Regions from separate parts of the Mus musculus genome. Here region 2 is linked to region 1. Evidence: chromatin loops called from intact Hi-C (ENCODE). Cell type or tissue: heart. All regions are shown on one strand. Links, peaks and the distances in the headings refer to the core of each region. The heading gives the core; the rest is flanking DNA. Region 1 overlaps Fabp12 (fatty acid binding protein 12). Region 2 has its middle 30 kb from the start of Pmp2.

Region 1 (10,769 bases), core at 4,959-7,458:
TCCCATGATCTTAACTTCATCATTCTCCATAATTGTTCAAAAGACTGAATACTAAGAAAATTTACAAGCACGGAGCTGTTTCTATCCCATAACGAGGTTTCTTGACCACCTATTTGACATTGTTGGTGTGTTCCAGAAAGTGCTGTGTGAGAAAGGGAAGCAGGAAAGGGTGGGGACTGAGGAGAAGGAGCTAAGAAAGCCAGGGACGTGAAAATAAATATTCTACTAGCCGTGACCGAGCAAGTAACTAGCAAACAAGGCAAGGTTATATCCTGCAGCTTGTTTTTCTAAAGCGTTTGCTAGGACATAACATCTTAAAATATTAGAACCAAAGGTTTAGTAATAAGTGAATCAAATAGCGAATATATTGGCAGTCTCTAGGTCAATAAAGCATTATAATTGTAATGGGTCTTAGCAATTTTTGCCTTTATAGGTCCCCTCTACCATGATAATATTCATATTAAAAACTGCTTTTGATATAACTTAAAATGTTCATATTTTTCAGTTATGGACAAAATTTAACAGACTTTTTAGAAGCCTCAAAATTTTACATTTTCCTGGGAGAATATTATGGGAAAATACATATTCTGAGAGAGAATAGTAGAAACATACTTCACACAGGTTTCAAATGTACTATGAGCTGTACACACTGTTACTGTACCTGGTATAGACATTAGCCCTGCATCACTGACATGGGGACAGCCTCCAGTTCATGGACTAATGGTAGAGATGTCTGTCTGAGCCCTTGTCAGCTTCACCTGGTAACAGAACCGGAAGTCAAACCAGAGGTCAGAGTAAACCTCCTCTTCAACATTCCTTCTCTTACAGGGTAGACCTTCTAAGTACTGGAGAGTCTGGAATCCATTTACTAACTAAATAATGGCCAGATGTGGGAAGCTGTGTGTATAGCAATGCTGTGACTTCCCAGTGTTCTCTGGTTCAGCTAGCATCTGAGTTCTCATCGTATGTGACCAGCACTTTGCTCGCGCCTCAGAGGAACCTAATGAAACTGTCAGGGACTAAGATGAATGAATACACTGAGTGACTATGTAAGAATTGATGACGTTGGCGATCGCAATGGCCATTATGCAAGTATACGAATTTTCAGTCATCCCCCTGATCAATATACTTAACATTCCATATGAGTTTTTAATAATGTTATTTCTATTCTCAAAAGAAAATAATAATTATAAATGTTTTATAATTTCATGAAATTCTGTAAATTAGTTTTAAAATAACGAAATTAAACTCAGAATTAAATTAAAATAAAATGGAAACATGGCACAATGGTCAATGGTAACCTGGGGTTTTTAATCTCCTGCTGATGATACTGTAACAAATCGACAAGGCCTCTTCTAATGCTGCTGTTAGGCAAACGTAGTGCCAAGCTTATCATCTCTAATCATAAAATATTTATTTCAACACTATGCTTTGGCATATCTGTCTAAATGACAGATTCTTCTGAAAATTATGGGTCTTAAGACCCAATTGTTGCCCTAAGTCTCTCCTACTTCAGTAGTTCTAATGTTAGCAGGCATCCCAGAATTGGAAACATGAATTAAGTAATAGAAATGAAACATTGTGTTTCCATGTTATGAAAGCTCTAAACTATGCCCCAACTAGCAAAGATCATATTGAAAGAATTAATTAAATCGGGTCTGGTATTGTGCCTCAGTGTTTGCCTAACATGCATGAAGTCGTGGGCTCAATTCCCACCATTCTGTTCACCAGGCATGGTGACCACACCTGCAATCTTAACACTCCGGAGATAGAGAAGGAAAGACTGGGACTTCAAGTCATCCTTGATTACATAGTGAGTTTGAAACCAGCCTGGAGTGTGTGAGAACCGATGAGAAGAGAAAGGAAGGCGAGGGAGGAGGGAAGAAAGAAGGAAAAGGTGGGGAGAGCACATAACCATAGAGTCCTGAAAAGGGCCAAAGGCATGAGCGAACTGAAGCAAAGTCCCAGGAAAGATGCAGAAGAACGCTCATAAAAGTAGCGTAGAGGGGCAGGGAAAATAGCTCAGTTGGTAAAGAGATTGCCTTGGAAGTGTGAAGATGCAAGTTCAATGCCTCAGAACCCACATAAGCATGGGTATTGCTGGACAGTGGTGGCACACTCCTTTAATTCCAGCACATAGGAGGCAGAGGCAGGTGGATCTCTGAGTTCAAGGCCAGGTTGGTCTACAGAGCAGGTTCCAAGACAGCTAGGACTACACAAAGAAACCCTGTCCCAATCTCTTGCCCCCTTGGAAAAAAAAAAAGACCAAAGGAAAGAAAGGAAAAGAATGAATGAAAGACAGAAAGCACACACTAACGACAGTGGTAGAGCTACAGAGTTAGAAATATGAACGAGGGGTAGAGGAGGGAACGATTCACAGCTCACAGTTAGGTGGATCAGGTCATTTAAGGACGGGTGACTTTAACTTCATCACTTTGAGTCTGGAATATTCTCTCATTCACTCATCATGTTTCTGTGTTTCCATTAGAGGTGAGATGTAATAAGTCATAGCTGCTGTCTGGTGGAGATAGTATGTCCTAAGTACCAGGACACATTCTACGTGTGTTAATGTCTTAGTCTTCTCAAGAACACTATGACACCATAACTGTCATTGCATTTTTACTCAGGCATAAAAATGTTTGAGGATTTGATTCAGGTGACGCAGGCAGATAGCAACAGAGTTTCTGTGCTACCACAAGTGTCAGTGGCAAATATCCCTCTAGTTTGCAAGTGGACTGACTACCTGGTGTTTTGGACCTTCAGAGGCTACACGAAATACCCTGAGGCCAAGAAAGGTCATTGTCAATGACCCTTGACACTGTCTGAGCTGAGTCTGAGCTCCACACGTCCACGCTAAGTTGCAGCTCAATGCATTGCTCTCTTTGAGAGCCCCATCAACAGCCCTGCTGTCCTTTCTTTATGCTTGCTGTCATTCCTCCAATACGCCTCTGACACCATAAGACCACTCTGATTCATAAGGCAATGGATGTCTCTTAGTAGCATTTCATTTGTTCATAGCCCAAATTTTTTCTAAGTGCTTCCTGAATCTGGATCCATGTTATCTCCTAAATTTGAGTACTAGGTGAAAAAGAAAGAAAACAGCCGTTCTCAGCCTGTGGGTCACAACCCACATAGCAGGTATCCCGCATATTAGATATTTACATTATGGCTCATAATAGTGGCAAAATTAGTTTTTATTAGATTTATTTATTTATTTATTTATTTATTTATTTATTTATTGTATATGAGTACACACTGTAGTTGTACAGATAGCCGTGAGCCTTCATATGGTTGTTGGGAATTGAATTTAGGACCTCTGCTTGCTCAGGTCAACCCTGCTCACTCAGTCCCTGCTTGCTCCAGCCCAAAGATTTATTTATTACTATAAATAAGTACACTGTAGCTGTCTTCAGACGCACCAGAGGAGGGTGTCAGATTTCATTACGGGTGGTTGTGAGTCACCATGTGATTGCTGAGATTTGAACTCAGGACCTTCAAAAGAGCAGTCAGTGCTCTTACCCGCTGAGCCATGTCTCCGGCCCTGAAAAATTGTAGTTATGAAGCAGCAACAAAAACAATTTTGGGAGTCACCAAAATATGAGGAACTGTATTAAAGGGTCATTTAGGAATATATTAAACTGTACTAAAGGAATGTATAACTTTATTAAAGGGTCACAGCATTAGGAAGGTTGAGAACTTCCAAAATAGAATAAATTATTTATGACCTTGGAACAGGCAATGGTATCTAAGGAATCAGTTGAATATATTTTTTTCTTTAAAAAAAAAAAGATATTTATGGACATCTGGAATCTGCTACACACAGTGGCATAGGTGGGGTGTAGACACACAAAGGCTCGCCCACAGCCACACCACAATGCTCAGATAGGAGGACACTGTGAGACCTGCCTGTTGCCATACCATGAGGTGGGGACATCCAGAGGCCCACCAATCATGTGTCCTGCCCACAGCAGGAACCGCTACAATGCGGTGGGAGGAAAGAAGTGGAGCAGCCAGCGCACTGTGAAGAGAGGCAGAACTGGAGACACGAGGGTCGGGAGGAGTGGCCTGTTGTGAGTAGCCTGAACTGCCACCCGAGGTCATGGTGAAGTCCCAGTCCATGGCTGGACCCATGACCATTCAGCAGCAGAGGTCTGTGTCAATGTCTGTGGCTCATATTACCACTAAAGACCCTGTGGACATCCCTGGTCTGGGCTGCTATGTCCAAAGGCTGTGCAGAGCTGGCCCTGTCCCTTACTTGCTGTGACACTCTGGCGAACTGGCCCCTACCTCTCACTCAGGGCAGTGGGCCCTATACCTCGTCTGGGCAGCTCAATAGAGCTGGTCATGGTGTTGGGGTTGGGGTTAAGCAGGCTCCGAGGACATGAGGGAGGGAGAGCCTTCTGTGAGGTGGCACGGGCACAGGAGAGATGCCCCCCCCCAACAGCACCTGAGGCAGTTGGGAGAGCTGGCTTTGCCCTCACTGGGCAACACAGTAGAGCTAGTCTTAATGGCAAAGACTCTGGTAAGCCAGCCCCAAAGACATGAGAGCAAAAGAGATTGGCCAGCTGCAGCGTTGGGTGAGCTAGCCTGGGCAGTGTGGAGAGCTCACCCTGGTGATGCTGGTGTGGGAGAGCTGGCAGGCTGACCAACTCAGCTACCACACAAACCCGGATCCAGTACTGTGTGAGGCCACTCCAAAATCTCACCTCATCTAAGAACTGCTGGAGCACATGAAGGGGCGGGTCCTGCAGATCCAGAGCTGCAGGACCTCCATGACACAGGGCAACAGCAGGATATCTGAGAGGAGTCCCCTTGAGCATCCACAATTGATAGCGAAGCAGAAGACAGAGGACTTGAGCCAGACCAACAGCTCACTGCAATGCACATCTGCAAGCAAAGATGTATGAACACCTTGTCGGGCATCAATGGGAGGAGAGGACCTTGATTCCAGGAAGGCCTGATGGCCCAGAGTAGGGGAATGAGAGGGCAGAGAAGCAGGAGTGGGTGGATGGAGACATACCCTCATAGAAGCAGAGGGAGGGGGGATAGGGTAGGAGTGGGGGGGGGGGGGCAGAAATCAGGAAAGGGGATAACATTTGAAATGTAAATAAATAAAATATCCAATAAAAAATGACTAAGCATAAGAAAAAGATGTATGGATAAAAGGATTCTACGGGACACGGTGTGACACACTACAGTTTCTACAATGAGAAGTTTTCTATGCTTTTTTGTTTGTTTGTTTGTTTGTTTTTTAAAGTTCCTTTGGTGGGTGGAAGTTGCAAGGGCAGAGGGCAAATAGGAAAGAAAAGGGAGATGAGTGAGATTGGAGTGCATGATGTGAAAGTCACAAAGAATCAATAAAAAGTTAAAAGATATTTACTCGGTGAGCACAGAGTTGACAAATACTGTCTTAGTCTGTCATAGTCAATACACTTATTTTATATTTGTGTTAATTTCCTCTTGACTTGACAATTGTGTGGACTCAGGAGTTTGAAAATGCAGAGGCCTTTGCCGGCAGTTTTTTCCAAAGCAGAGCAGTACCATTCCTGGCAAATGTTTGAATTTAAGAAAAACCTAAAATCTGTACAGTTTTATAAGTGGGAGAGAAAATCCTCCCAGAATAACAGCTGCATTGATAGCCCCACCCCACCCTCCCCCCACCCTACTCCACCCCACCCCACCCTCCCCCCACCCTACTCCACCCCAACCCCACCCCACCCCATCCTGTTACAGCTGCCTACATCTCATCCCCCAGGACCGGCGGAGCCTGAGCTCAGCCAGGATTTGGAAACTACTGAGATTAACCTAGACCTTTACCCTGCAATGCCTTGCTTTGAAAGAGATACCAAGACAGAGAGCCTTCGGAGGAGCCAGAACAAACTGTCATTTGAGGACTCCCGATAGGATCCGTCAGGGAGGTGAAAGAACAAGGAAAGGCTTACGCTAAAAACATGAACCTTACATTGGGAGTAAACGTTTTGGAAAACACGTAATTATTATTTTACTCCATTCATTCCATAGAAAACCTATTTTTTTTTCTTCACTGACATGTTGTTGCCTTTATATACAAACCTCCTAAGTTTTTGGGGAATTTGTAAGAAACTGAAAAAACATATCAAACCTAAGAAATTGATGTTTAGAAAAGACTGGCATGACTGGACACCTATTAGAACAGATCAAAGACAAGGCTATTCCATCTGTTGGCAAGGAGGCGATAAAATTGACATTTCACACAGTGCTGGCAGGAGTGTCTGAGAGCACGTTCGTTAACTCAAGTGTGTGTTCATGACCTAGTCATTCCAGTTTCAAGTACTTACCCAAGGAAAATGAGATGCAGAATGCATCTAGCATAGCCAATAATCAAGGTTCAATTCTAGCATGGGGTGAAAGCAAGAACATGACAGATTCAAAAGTAAAAAGATGGGAAAGTTCTTTAAAGATTAAAGGATACAAGAGAAACGGTTCAGATATCAAGGCTGTGTTATGAATAATACAGGTGACCCTGACTACCGTACATAGCGCCACCTTGAGGAAATTCGTGGGAAATGCTACTTCATGGTTAAGGAAGCCTGAGAGAAATTCCTTGATCCACATATCCAGTATTTGTATAGCACTTCACCGGAGGCAAAGCCTTGTTCTGCCTCCTGAGAGCTCAGTGAACCCAAAACAAAACCAAACGACCTTCTTCTCCTCCTTGGAATTTATTGATGTTTTAAAATAACATAAGGTCATATGCAAATTAATTTGTAAACTATCTATAAACGTAGAGAAACATTAAAGAAATCTTTTCTGTGTCACAGATAGTAAAACCAAGCAGTCACATATTTATTTTTCCTTTCTAATGACTTTTATAAATTTGGATTATTCCAAGAATTTTTGCTGGCTGGTGTGGCACACTATCTGATACACCACCACTTTCAGGGGTTTCTAAGGACTTACAGCTGCAATCCCACCCTGGAAGGAGGGCACCTTCATATCAAATTGTCATAGACTGTGGCTTCCTGGGAAATGCTTACACCTGAATGAGCGGCTCTCTTTAGCCCAAAGCACTGCCCAGTCTTTACTTCCGTCTGTGCCAGGCTCTGTAGATTCTTTTACTGTGTCTTCAGACCCACAAACTTCTTTCTTAGGGGTCTAACCATTTTTAACCTATGTTGCAAGTGTTTCTTTCTAATATTCTATTGGCTTTAGCTCTAGATGGCTTGTCACCTTCCACTAATCTCATTATGCCTAGGTTCACTAAATCCTCCAGTGTTTGAGCATATTTATAACTTAAAGTCCGTGTCCGTTAATTCCATCATTGCTGTCATATCTGGATCTGTTTCAAAGTAAGATGGTTTTCCATTTATAGACTCTGTTTGCTGTTTCTTGTCTTGTGTAACAGTTTTGGATTGGTGATGGGTACAAGTGTAGTCTTATTGACTGCCTGCATGCTTATGGTCTTCATTTAAGAAGTGTTGCTCATTGTTCTTTTTCTTTATTCTTTTTAAAGTTATTTTATTGTAACCTTTTTAGTTATGTAGACTTTCATAAAAAGCATGCACTGTATTTAGATCATATTTAACTCTTCCAGCACAACTCACCTTACTTAAGCTGGCTCTGGCATAGCTTTTACTCTTAGCTCTACTGCCAGGACAAGTCACTTCTGGCTCTTCCTGAGTGCTCGCGCTGTCTGCTCTACCCAGCCTCAGCTTTATTCCCTGCCCTCTCTGAGGTCTGTTGAGGGTTCATTCCGCAGCAGTTTGGCCATTTGTTCCCTGGCTTCGCTGAAGTTGACACTGTGTTTATACACATGGAACCCTAGGCACTGACTGTGGCTTTCCCCTTTCTGTAGCCACACTCCTTCCCAGAACCCTTCCCACCTCTCCTGGGTGCCTTAAAATTCTATTCAAACTGCCATGGGTCTCAATACTACCATTAAGGCTGTGGCTAAGCAAAAAGCTGTGTCTACGGTGGGGCCCATTTCAAATGTTTTCCTCTCCTAAGACATCATAGTCTTGGATTTCCTACTACCTAATCTTCAAAAACATCTGCTTCAAATATTTTTGCCCGTGTTCTAGCTGTTTATGACACAAGGAAAACCCTGACCCTTGTGACCACAACGGCACTGAAAACAAGTCCCCAACCCCTAAAGCTCTTATCTTCACATCCTGCACATTACTGACTGGTACAGCCCCTGGAGCCCTCATCTGTGTGTGGGGCACGTCACTGGTACACGCTCATGTCAGGAATGCGAGGCTCTCTCTTTATGACATCCTCAGGATGCTATGTTTACTTGGTGCTAGGGGTCAAATCCAAGGCCTTGAACTGCTAGGCAAGTGTTGTTCCACTGAGCTGTTTCCAGCCTAAGTCTTGTTCATTACGATGTGTTTGAGAGCTAATACCAGATGGGCGTGAGGAGCATACCTTTTAACCTGCTAGGAAGAAACAGACAGCGCAAGACAATGTTGCAGCGGTAGGGGGCGCTACAAGGAGTTCTGGCTGGGCCGTTCTGAATTAACAGTGTTTGCAGTTCCGAACAGTTCAGAACCTCGTCGTTTTGAAACATCTTCAGTCTCTCCATAAAGGAGTCAACAAAGCAAGGACTCTCAAGCACAGGACAGTCTTTCACAGAGCTCCACCCTGGACAACTGGGTGCTCAGTGTTCAAGAACCACAAAATCTATTACTCTAAATCAAGAAAAGCAATACACGTCGATTCATAGTAATACAGGTTTCTGCAGGCAGAGAAGGCGTGATCATGACGTCTTACAATTAGATTATGATTGACAGTTTTATAAATATGCTAAGTATACCATCTCACTGTGTACTTTAACAAGTGAGCTTTATTGGGTATGAACTGTATCTTGGTAATGGCTTTTTTCTCTCTTTCTTTCTTTTCTTTCTTTCTTTCTTTCTTTCTTTCTTTTCTCTCTCTCTCTCTCTCTCTCTCTCTCTCTCTCTCTCTCTCTCTCTCTCTCCCTCCCTCCCTCCCTCTTTCTTTCCTTCTTTCTTTCTTTCTTTCTTTCTTTCTTTCTTTCTTTCTTTCTTTCTTCTTACCTGTATTTGAAGTAGTTGGTGTGATTTTTATTTCCTTACTTCACCACAACTTTACACAATAATTGTGTCTTCTTCCGTGTCTGCATCACTGTTAGAGCAATGGGATGCAAAAATATCTAATTCCTAGCAATGAGTGTGGCAGGTAAATTGTAGTCTGAAAAGACTGGGTGGAGAGCCATCAGAAAATCAGGACTATTGGACAAGAAGTGAGAGAAAGGTAATTTTCAAGGTGTTCTCTGGAGCCTGCATTGGCAATGGAGCAGCAGAATGGAGTTCTACTTGGTTTTTGTTGTTTGATTTGGTTTGGTTTTTTGTTTCGTTTGTTTGTTTGTTTGTTGGCATCTGACCTTATACACTGGATGAGAGGTCCATTGCTAGAAAGGTGATAACTGTTAGTAATTAAAATTAAGCGACAAGTTTTAGGGAAAGAAGCGCCATCCCCTGAGTGAGGAAGGCCCAGCTCTTTTGCCATAAATCTTGCAAGACCCCTGTTTGTACCTGACTTTAGACTGGCTTTAGACTATTATTTATATAACTGTATCATCAACGATTCTGGTCAAGGCCATGTGTACCAGCTTGTCAGGAGACTGAGACAGGAGAATAGATTGATCCAGAAATTCAGGGCCAGCAGGAACAACATACTGAGATTCCATCTCCAAATGCCCCCAAATCTAGCCAGCTGTGGTGATACACATCTGTAGTCCTCACATACAAGAAGCTTGGGAGATGAGAGTTCTGAGAGTCTGAGGCCTCATAGAAAGACCCTGTCAATAATAGTAATAATAATAATAATAATAATAATAATAATAATAATAATAATAATAATAAACCAATTCTGCTTAAAGTGGTCTGGAGCTGTGGTTCTATCTTTCTTTGCTTTTGTCCATAAGGATGTGAAATGGCTGATAGCGTTTGCTAAGAGAAGATCTCACAATACAAAAGGAAACCTGGCACCTCTCTCTGGGACACCTCAGTTCTCTACTCTGTTGATTAAAGAATTCTACTCTGAGATCCCCAGAGTCCTGCCCAGTGTTAAGAGTCATGCCACACTCTGTCAATGTAATCGCTTTCTAAATATATAATACCCGCAACACCCAACAGTCTTTAACAGACAAAGCCCTAAGCTGCTGTAACTGCTAATCTGACGCCTAGGAGCGCTCTCTCTCTCTCTCTCTCTCTCTCTCTCTCTCTCTCTCTCTCTCTCTCTCTATTTCGCTGCACCCAATTTCATGCCTCACGCCCTTCGATCGGGTGGTTTCTGTGAGGTGGACTGAACAACAGTTCCTGGAAACTGTCTCACGTGGGTGACTGATGAGTCAAAGTTCGCTATCTCTACTCTTGCATGTGCAGCTGAGGCAGGTTGTTTTCCTGATCCCTCCAGGACATGAGAGTTTAGGTTACGCTGGATTTCTCAGGCATTACAAGTCCAAGTTAATACTTTCAGGTTTTAAAATGTTTAGCTACAATTATTTATTCTATACATGTGGCTGTGTGTGCACCCACATACAACGCATATAACAAGCATGTGTGTGGAGGTCAGAGGGAGACTTTCAGGGATCCTAAGGCTTGGTAGCAAGTGTCTTTATCTGCTGAACTGCCTTGCCAGCACTCACAGTTTGAACTGTATGACTGCTATTACACACAAAGACACCAAAAGAACTCTAATAATTATGAGTTTTATTTTGGGGGAAGCATCTCGAATCACTACTGAAGAACATGAATGTTCAGGTT
Region 2 (10,769 bases), core at 4,411-6,910, 85 kb before region 1:
GAATTTCATAAATTCATTGTTTTTAATAGCTGATTAGTACTCCATTGTGTAAATGTACCACGTTTTCTGTATCCATTCCTCTGTTGAGGGACATCTGGGTTCTTTCCAGCTTCTGGCTATTATAAATAAGGCTGCTATGAACATAGTGGAGCATGTGTCCTTCTTACCGGTTGGGACATCTTCTGGATATATGCCCAGGAGAGTTATTGCTGGATCCTCTGGTAGTACTATGTCCAGTTTTCTGAGGAACCAACAGACTGACTTCCAGAGTGGTTGTACAAGCTTGCAATCCCACCATTGCTGGGATTGCAAGCTATTTCTCCACATCTTCGTCAGCATCTGCTGTCACCTGAATTTTTGATCTTAGCCATGCTAACTGGTATGAGGTGGAATCTCAGGGTTGTTTTGATTTGCATTTCCTTGATGATTAAGGATGGTTAATATTTTTTCAGGTGCTTCTCAGCCATTCAGTACTCCTCAGTTGAGAATCCTTTGTGTATCTCTGTGCCCCATTTTTAATGGGGTTATTTGATTTTCTGGAGTCCACCCTCTTCAGTTCTTTGTATATATTGGATATTAGTCCCCTGTAGGATTTAGGATTGGTAAAAATCCTTTCCCAATCTGTTGGTGGCCTTTTTGTCTTATTGACGGTATCTTTTGCCTTACAGAAGCTTTGCAATTTTCTGAGGTCCCCTTTGTTGATTCTCGATCTTACAGTACAAGCCATTGGTGTTCTGTTCAGGAATTTTCCCCCTGTGACCATATCTTCGAGGCTTTCCCCTACTTTCTCCTCTATAAGTTTTAGTGGAAACCAGAGACTTTTAAAAGGCCATTTCTTTTGTTCAACTCCTTTTGTTAAGAAAGGGTGAACAAATGAAGATCTATGTCAGTTGTCTTATTGGTGCTCTGTAGTAACTCACTGTTTGCCTAAGACGAGTCTGAATTATGTGCCACACAGTCACCAGATGTCTACTGGTCATTTATTGGATCATTAGTTTGTTTATCTCATACTGTCCCATGCCCTAATTGTTACAACATGGCTTTGTGTTACAGTGCCGAGGTAGTCTTGTCTCTCTCTAGGCTGGCTCTGGAAGGGAAACCTTCCTCTCTAAGTTGAACGATTGTCCAGTAGTTCAACTTCCAGTGTTGGCGGCAAGTTTGTCTCCAGGCTTCTCGGGCTGTCTAGCCAACTGTCGGTTCAGTGTATACACCTGTTCTAGGATCCAACTTAAAGTCTGGGACCAGGGGGGCATGGTGAGGTGGTAGACATGGAGCAAGATGCCAGTTATGGTAACTATTGTTCCTAGTTTGTCTTCAGTGACATCATATTCATGGGAGGAATGGAGGCATGGTGTGAAATCATGTGCTAAACAAGTAACACATATTAAAGCAAGCTGGTCCTATGGCTGATACAACATCAGGCAAGGGTGTGCATTACTGACAAGCAGCAGAAGAGCTCAAAGAAGTCCAAGGCTATGCAAAGCCTGAGGCCAAACAAAACCAGCCGAAAACCCTGTGGCTTCAAAACATAGGAAAAATTAGTGATTTTTTATCTCATATCTTAAATTTTCTAAAGGGCTTTCAGTCATGCCCTGTTCGGTTCTCCTACCAAGCCTGTGTTGGCAAAGACAGTTAGCACATCTGGGTCACTGCTGTAGTCTTAGTTTCAAGTTAGTAGAGAAATGAGAAAGACTAATTTGTTTTTTAAATCAGATTGGTGTTGGCATTGTTTTTATAATGGGCCAAATAGCACATATTTTCAGCTTTTGATTCCACATGATCTCTTAGAATTTCCCAGCCCTCCCCACAAACCCCACAAAACCTCCAAGTTAACATACAAGTGAATGGATGCGTCTGTGTTGAATACAGTTCCAGGAGATGGTGTGAACAAGCAAAAATGTCCAACGTGATGCCTGGAAGTCAGTTTGGGATCACCAGTGTCCAATCAGCCTGGGCGTGCAGGAAAGGAGAATAAGAAGGGAAGTGTCTGTCTGAAGACACAAACTACGTTATTTAACTTCAAACAAAATATTCTTGGTTTGAAAACTGTTGTTCTGTTCAGGCATATCCATCAGAGAAGAGAACAAATCTCAAGCACTTGTATATGCTCTTGGGCAAACCTGGACACCACACCTTGTTACCATAGAGAAATGAGGGAGGAACCTCGGCTTTCTCCCTGACTGAGTGAGGCTGACCTGTTTGGGTGTGTTTTCTAAAGTTCTGGGTGTCCTCAGATACACACTGTAAAGTAATTTGTTATGAAGTGGTGTGAACAATGAATATTCAGGGTAAGAAAGAAATCTCTATTTACCTTCACATTCACAATTCCACAGTTGTTTTGTGGTTAGAGAAAAATTAAGAAGTGGGAGGAATCAGAGGAATTGATTGTTTTACTCCTGGGAATATCTCTCTCTCTCTCTCTCTCTCTCTCTCTCTCTCTCTCTCTCTCTCCCTCTCCTGTGCATGCACACGCGCACACAGGCACACACACACGCGCACACACACACACACACAGAGTAATATATAACATTATATATAATGTGTGAATAACTATGTATAGTCAATTTCAAATGTGGCTTTGACCTGTTCATTCATATCTTTCCCTTTGGGAGAAGAAAATGAGAATCTTAAAAATATCTTCTGAGAGCACAATTTTCAACAAGTCTGGTCCCATCGGGGGCTGTGGTTAGATGAAACAGCTTGCTTTGCAGCTACGAGGTAGATAAACAAGTCCTCCACAGCTGGAATGATGAACCCTTGCTGACTGTTCATATGAGAAACATACACTGGCTGTGAAAAGCTGGCAGACATAGTCTCAAAGCATCCGTTTGATCTCTTAGAACCACTCCATCGTCCTGATGCATAGCTCAGGTGTCCCCAACACTGCTTATTTGACCTCAAACTTTTATTGTGGTTTTGCACACTGGGTGGCAAGGCATGAAAACCCAGAGACACACAGGGTTTCCCACAGCATCCAGCAGTTTGAGATACTGCAACTCAAGCAACTCAAGCTTTTTTTTTTTTTTTTTTTTTTTTTTTTTTTTTTTTGGTTTTTCAAGACAGTGTTTCTCTGTACAGCCCTGGCTGTCCTGGAACTCACTCTGTAGACTATGGTGGCCTTGAACTCAGAAATCCACCTGCCTGTGCCTCCCAAGTGCTGGGATTAAAGGCATGTGCCACAACACCCAGCATGTTTTTTTTGTTTTTGGCCATTAACTGGTTTCTTGGACATCAAACTCCACCAGCTTGGCTGATGCTGGAGGCACACAAACAGTGCAGATTTCACCTTTGCCGTTTCTGAATCCTGACTTCCGAAGACTTAACGAGGTTTGCTTCCTGTATGTCACAGGGGTTTTCTGTTTGTTCCTTCTTGAAGAGGGACATTAGACTATGACCTGCTGTTTTTGTTTTCCTCAGCAAGCCTTGGCTCATCTAAAGACAACCTTTATGGAACAAAGGGCATTTAGTCTATAGTTGTGTAAACTTTGACAGAACTTAAAGGAAAAGGACCCTTCTGAGGGGTCTCATTATCTGAGGAAGACCCTCTTTGGCATCCAAAATGGGTCCACATTAATCCACAGTGACGAAAGTAGATGGTTTTGTGTTTGACTTTCAGGGCCTTATCAAATTTTGTTCCTGTTATCGTGAATTTCCAAACTTTTCTTAAAAATTTGAGTTTCTTAAATATGCTACCTATTTCCAGTGTATTTCAGGTATGGATTTACTAATTGTTTTGCCACTAAAAAGCATGCACTGCCATCTTTGAAAGTCCTACCTACCAGTTTCTTCTCGAACTGCTGCTCCGTTCCTAAACCAATGCCATATATTTTAGTTTGGCACAGAACCAAATGTGTATATAACAACTTTTAAGATTATTTTATTTATAGATATGGGTCTGTCTTAATTGGCATTTCCAATGGTGATAAAACACCATTACCAAAGGCAACTTGGATGAGAGGAAGAGTTTATTTCATCTTACACTTTCAGGTAACAGTCCATCATTGAAGAAAGTAAGGACAGGAACTCCACTCAGAACCTAGAGGTAGGAACTGAAGAATTCTGCTTACTGGCTTGCTCAGCTAGCTTTCTTATACCATCCAAGATCATTGCCCCCAGTGAGCGGGGCCCACCTACATCAATCAAGAATCAAGAGAATCCACTAGAGACTTGTGTACAGGCAAATCTTACGGAGACATTTTTTCAATTTAGAGTTCCTCTTTCCAAATGACTTTACCTTATGTTAAGTTGACATTAAGTTAACCAACACAGGGTGGTTTGCTCTGTGAATGTCTGTGCACCATGGGCATGCTCTCTGCCTGTGGAGGCCAGAATAAACTAGATGACTTATTCACTTGTTACTGGAGTTACAGACAGTTGTGAGCACTACATGGGTGCTGGAAATTGAACCCAGGTCCTCCAGAAAAGCAGCCAATGCTCTTAACCCCTGAGCTATCTCTCCATCTCCTGTATATAATAAATTTTATATCCATCAAGTTAGTGTAGATTATACTGAGATACCAAATACCCTCCATAAAAATAGTGGCCTCAATATCAAAAGAAATTTCTACATGTCATTATGTTTTGGGTCTATGTTTATTCATTTTAACCCCTCAGAGACTTAATCCCTCAGTGTCTTAGTTAGGATCTTATTGCTGTGAAGAGAAAGCATGACTACAGAAACTCTTATAAAGAAAGCACTTAATTGGGGCTGGCTTCCAGTTAAGAGATTTAATTCTTTATCTTCATGGTGGGAAGCATGGTGGTGTGCAGGTAGACATGGCTCTGGAGAGGAAGCCAAGAGGTCTACATCTGGATCTTCAGGCAGCAAAAAGTGTGTGATATACACATTCTCCAATAATGCCGCATCTACTCCAACAAAGCCTCACCTCCTAAAAGTGCCACTCCCTATGTTTATGGGTGACAATCACATTCAAATTACCACAGCAAGTTAATTAAAATGTAGCTACTATGTCAAATATTGAATGCTGCCATTCCTAAGAGCAAAGAAACCTGTGAGGGTTTACACATTGTCAACTAAATGAAAAATCCAGGAGACTCACACAGCCACTCTACCTACAGTGAGTCTCTACCCAAAACAAACAGACCAGAATCATAGGCCCCCCACTAAAGGGCTGTGTTGAAGTGTTGGCTGCAACATTAACATAAATCTTCAGATAAAACAGATTCTAACTCAAAATGTAATTCTTATAATGTTACTACTTTGGTACTGTATTGGAACTGTCTCTCACTCAGCAAGGATTCAGTTAGTCTATATCCTGGAATGAGACAAAGATTATGGAAAAGATCAGTTTGAATTGTAAATATATGACTTTATTTATAATTTGTGAAATATGTAAAACTCTTCCTCCTCTCCTCTCCTCCCTCTTCTTTGCATAAATCATTATCATCATCATCACCACCACCACACTCACTCTTTTATTATTATTAGGAGCACACATGTGGAGGCTAAAGGACAACTTTGTGGAATCAGTTCTACCTCCACCTTTAGGTAGGTTGTTCTAGCCTTTTGAGACAATTGCATTTATCATGCCCATCTCCCAGCCTAAAAGGATGTAGAGTTCTGTGTAGCCATCGTATGTGGTATGCAGACTTGGCAGCTGCATCGATAGTGGAAGAAACACAATAGCCAAGCCCACGCCAAGCCGCTTCCCTCGTGTAAGCCAGCTGGCTGGGACCTTTCCTTTTCTGTCCCTTTCTCCCAAGATGATTGCCTTCATCTCTGTGATACCACATGCTCACCCACCAAGTCCACATCCTAGACAGCAGAAATGAATGGAAAGAAGTATTCATCATGAAATGCAAAAAGTACAAAGTGCCTGAAAGTGGTATTAAGCTTATTTGAAAAATCTTGGATATGACCAAGTTTTAATTGCACGTTATTGAGAGAGATCTCACTTTAATTTTGTAGACACACTTTTTCTCTTCCACTCAGATAAAGATATATTTACTTTAAATTGAAGAGGATTAACCAGTATTTCTGCTAGACAAAAAGCAGGCATGTTTTCTGTACATTGAGAATGGGCTGTCTTCCAGTTCCAATTCTAGGGTGTGGGGCTGGTCTTCTACGTCTGGAAATTCCATTATGCTGAGGTCTCTTTGTGGCATGGCTCTTCTGTGCTTCCACGAAATCTCTTCAGAACGGATGCTTATGATACAAGATCTTCCCTTCTCAATTTGTGTCCTGGTCTTTTCTACAAATACTGAGAAGCACATTTGGAAAATTTTATCAAGGATTGCTTCCCTAAACCTACTCATATTATCTCAAATGACCAAATCACCATTTATTTGCTAATGGTGAAAGCCTATAGAGATCTGCTTTGGAATAAAAGCAGGAAGGCAAACCTCCACCCCTGTGGGCCATGTACAGTGCCATGTATGGGGGACATATGCCTTCAGGACACCAAGGTCAATATCAATGACTTAGCAAAGAACTTAACAGAAGAACTTGCCTGTATTTGCTTCAAGAGGAAATCTCAAACAATAAGGCTAAATTTTCCTGAAGCAAATACTCATGCATAGCATAGGTTTGGAGAGAATCATACAGGTGTCGAAATCTGCATTTGTCAAACGAAACTTTTGCCCAAAAGGAATAGAGTTGGGAAACATGGCGTTTGGACTATTTCTTACTGGCTGATGTGAAACATATAGAGAAGGTGAGAAAAGGTTCTGGAAACTTCCACAGGACCTGTGGCAGGGTTCCTGTTTGACTGTGTAACTCTCAGCCATGCCTGAGATGAGTCTGTGCAGGCAGGGAGTGGGCTAGTACCAGGACAGCTTGTTTGCCTCTCTTCCCAGCTCATGAGGATATTTAGCTTGAAGTCAGGAAAGAGCTGAAACTCTTTTAAAAAAAAAAACTATCTCATAGATCTTGTTTGTCAAGAAGACGCTGGAAATCTGTAAAACTATTTCATAGACCTCTTTGTGTGCTGTTAGAGCTAGGATAAAGTGATTACAACACACATAACTCATTTTCTACCTATTTCCCCCAATCTACTTATGTGCTGGCATTCACCTCTCCTTCACCAAAGGCTTAGTAACAGAGGGAGCACTACGCCTAGAGCTGATAACCATGTGTGACTGGGACACTATCTTAGCTTTGATCAATCATAATATCCCAATTTGTGAAATAAAAAGCATAGACCATACCAGTAACCACAGCACTTGAGTGACAGAGGCAGGAGGACCAGGAGTTGAAGTCATCTGCAGCCTCCTAGCTTGGGCTAGATGAGACACTGTCGGGGACAACAAGGAGGAGAGGGTGAGAGGGCTCAGTCAGCACAGTGCTTACCCTCAAAGCAAGAGCATGTCAGTTCTGCTCCTTGTCTGAGCTAGAAAACACACAGCTCTGGCAGCATGAACTTCTAGTCCCGACGCCGAGGTGGTGGAGACAGGAGGATGCCAAATCCCACTGATGAGCCATCCTGGCCTACTGGATTGGCCTAGCCCAGTGAGAGAAACTGCCTCAAAAACGGGATATATGGCAGCTGAGAAACAATGGTCAAAGTTGTCTCCAGCCTCCACATACATGCATGTACACATGCTCACACATATACATGCTCACACACACAAGTAAAACAAGACACCTAAAATTAAAATCTTTACCCCTCAAGCATAGTGTATTACCTGGATGTGATTGTGACAGTGTGATTGTGACAGTAAATCATAATTGGTTAAATGGATGTTGGCTCATATCCATTTGTTTTGCCATGGGAAAATGTGTTGTTGATTCTAGAATGTATATTCCTTGGATGATTTAAAAATGCAGAAATAAAATAGAACAATTTCTGTAATTGTTGGCAGGATAAAACATATCGTCAGAAGGGTTTCCTGGACACAGCACTTGCTTGGGCGTTACCTGGAGGATTACTGTTTCAGCGCAGAATTAGGTTTCAGTGGGCCTGACACTCTGAGTTCTTGTAGGTGACATCTGACCTGCTGGTTCCAGAGCCACCGTGAGTGGAAGTGAGTGGAGGAGAGTGGGGTCAAGGGAAGAGACAGGACAGGGGAGACAGTTTCTGACCTGGGTCTTCCTGTTTGCTGACTTTCTTGCTGATAGAATGACTGGTGAAATGACTGCAGAGTGACAGTAAGGTTCAAGAACACTGTTGCTGACAAGCAGACAGGGTGTGTCTTTATTGAGCATCTTTCTTAGGAAATATATCTAGTACAAGAGAAACCAAAGAGATTGGATCCTAACTCAGAGCATATCAGTGATGCTGTGGCCTTCAACTGTGGTATGGAAGTTTGTATTAAAAAAAAAAAACGGTGTATTCTGCCAACTGGCATGTGATCCCATGATGTTAAGAGTCACTATTTTCTTTGACCTTAGCTGTATTTAGAGAGCACTCCTGGGAGTCCCTCATTTAACATGCCTTGATTGGACATTGTGAACTAACATCCTTGTAATTCACATTTAGAACCAAATGACTTCCTTTTGGCATTGGCACATCCATTTGGTGGCTTGCCATAATATTATGCATTGTTCAGAATAATTTTCCATGTTACTCAGACTGATTTCCTTGATTTACAACTATTTGTAAAAGCTGGCTATCAGCAGAGGTGGAGAAGTTGGGAAGAAAATAGCTTTATAACAAAGCTCTGTGAAGGGCAGACAGAGCCGAGCTAGTGGCATAGCTCTGATGACCAGGTTCTAGTGTGTGATCACTGAACATCTTAAACATTCTGCTTGCCTGTTGTAGGGACTCAGCAATATGCTACTGCGATTGGTATCACAGCTACGTCGTTGAGATGACTGTCTCTAGATGTTACCACACTTAGAGACTTGACATAAATGATGTACAGGGAACAGACAGTGAAATGTCTACTCACAGTGGGAACCATTAGCACAGCTTTCTAATGAAGTCAGAAAGAAACTTACTTTGTTAAGTCAATTTCAGCTACGTAATGGAAGCTTGGACCTGCCTCTGACTTCTTTTTATTGTACAGTTTACGTTCTGTGGGGACCATTAGGAAAGAACAGTTGAACATTGAGTTTTATCATTAACGCTACACACTGAAGGCAGCCCTGCAGCTGACGAGCATCTGTATCCAGGCTGGTGACTTAAGACCCTTCAGATTGATTAATGGTCTACTCTGCAGCTGTGAGACAGGCTTTATCTTCCACAGATTTAGTTTTTGTTGCTTTGCTTTTGCTTTGGGATGTTGCCTTTTGTGGAAAGGGCTTTTAACAGCTGAAGAAATTCCCAAGTCTTCCAGTTTGCAATGAGTCAGAAACCTAGTGTGAACTAGGTTACGGAGTCCATTTTTACAGCTTTAGCGATGTCTGTTCCTAACTTCACACAGCTCACAGTGTGGGGCTATGCCCGTGTGTTTATCTGATGAAAGGTCTGCTGGCAACAGGATGTTTTCTTGACTTCACATGCTGGCAAAGGTGCTACACTCTCCAAAGAAAGAGACACCTGTAAAGCAATTATAATTTGAGAAAACACCCTTAATCTGTTGTAATATGAAAGTTTCTAGATGAAAGCATTACACTTCTCCATTGACCTGTATATGAAGTGCCACTTGCAAGAGGAAATGGTTGATTTCTAACCAGTTTTCTGTTTGCTGAGATCACCTGGTCTTAATATTTTTTGTGACTTTAGTATAAATTTAATGAGAAACCAAAGCCCCTTTTTATTCCTCAAAATAAAACACAGACTGGGGATATAGCTCAGTGGTAAGGTGCCTGGCTAGCAAAGGCTGGGTTCAATTCCCAGTACTTCAAAATGTAAATAAAAATTAGGCTCTCTCTGGTAGGATGTAAGTATTTATTTTGAAAAACATATAAACTCCAAGAAAATATTAGGTCTCATCAAATCCCATCACCCAAAGATAGTGTTTGCAATTATTTGTAAACACACTGAAGTATTTGCATCATGCATAAGTTATGCAGTTTGTAGCACAAAAAGTGGAAACAAAGTACAGTCATTTAAACATTTTGAGTTAAATGAATCAACACTTACAAGCCATGTGACGTACTGTCATAGCATAGTCATTACATGTACATGTTAGGCATGTTAATTTGTTGAGGCCAGCCAGCGGCTCACATGTCCATGTTTGAGCCTGGAAGGCATCTTGGAATCTGGAAGAAAAGAGGGAATCTAGGCGACAAGAGAAAGGATGGAACCAAGACAATAGTCTGATCAAGGTTCAATTTTAATATTGGGTAACACACTCTTATAAAGAAGGGGGGCATTCCCTCCAAATCATCCTTGGAGCCCAGCTGCAGGTGACCACGTGTAGGCTCCGGAACAGCTAGGCAGCAGGTAGCAGCAGAGGCAGTGGCAGAACAATAGGGTGAACCAGGGAGGCAGGCTCCACCCCAGGTATCCCCTAGTGACAACAAGTCAAGCCTGCCTCAGCCTGCTTCAGGCTGTGGGGGGAGGTTACATCTCCTCCCTGTTATTAATATAAAAAAGAAAGGCTGGGCTGAGGTGTAAAATTTATCTATGCTCTATAATTCTGCCTGAATTCTTAGGGCCTAGTGAAGAAACCTGTCTCAGTGGGATTCCCTAACTTTTCTCATGGTAAACCCTTATTTGGTTAAGACTGTCCTTTCTGTCCTAGTAAACATTTTGCAGACTAGCCCTGAGCTGTTGGCTCCATCTTTTATAATGCTTAATTAGTTACTGAATAGGTAACTTCCTTGCTGAATTCCTACTGAATTCCAAGTTGTCAGCTTCAAGGTCTTTCTAGGACATTGGAATACTTTAAAAGGCACTATAATAAGATAACACTAAAGAAGA

The links. Hi-C counts contacts between places; a loop is a spot of excess contacts. Peaks named below come from ENCODE experiments on the same cell type or tissue, not always from the same donor. Only the 100,000 strongest peaks of a DNase experiment are listed, where the experiment ranks them.
Region 2: it touches region 1 in a loop (2.7-fold over the local background); 3 of 42 quality-filtered maps call a loop at or near these places.

Annotation. Positions count from the first base shown.
Region 1 is chr3:10,233,514-10,244,282 of GRCm38, forward strand. It overlaps Fabp12 (fatty acid binding protein 12), which reads right to left. Exons shown (of 5, transcript NM_001357160.1): 5 at 10,696-10,769. Among named protein-coding and RNA genes, the nearest start is that of Fabp12, 15 kb to the right of the region's middle. In heart, for the core only: a CTCF peak has its summit at 6,513 (motif pointing left); DNase peaks (open chromatin) are centred at 5,778 and 6,538.
Region 2 is chr3:10,148,943-10,159,711 of GRCm38, forward strand. No RefSeq gene overlaps it. Among named protein-coding and RNA genes, the nearest start is that of Pmp2, 30 kb to the right of the region's middle. In heart, for the core only: no CTCF peak of the experiment used is centred there; a DNase peak (open chromatin) is centred at 5,649.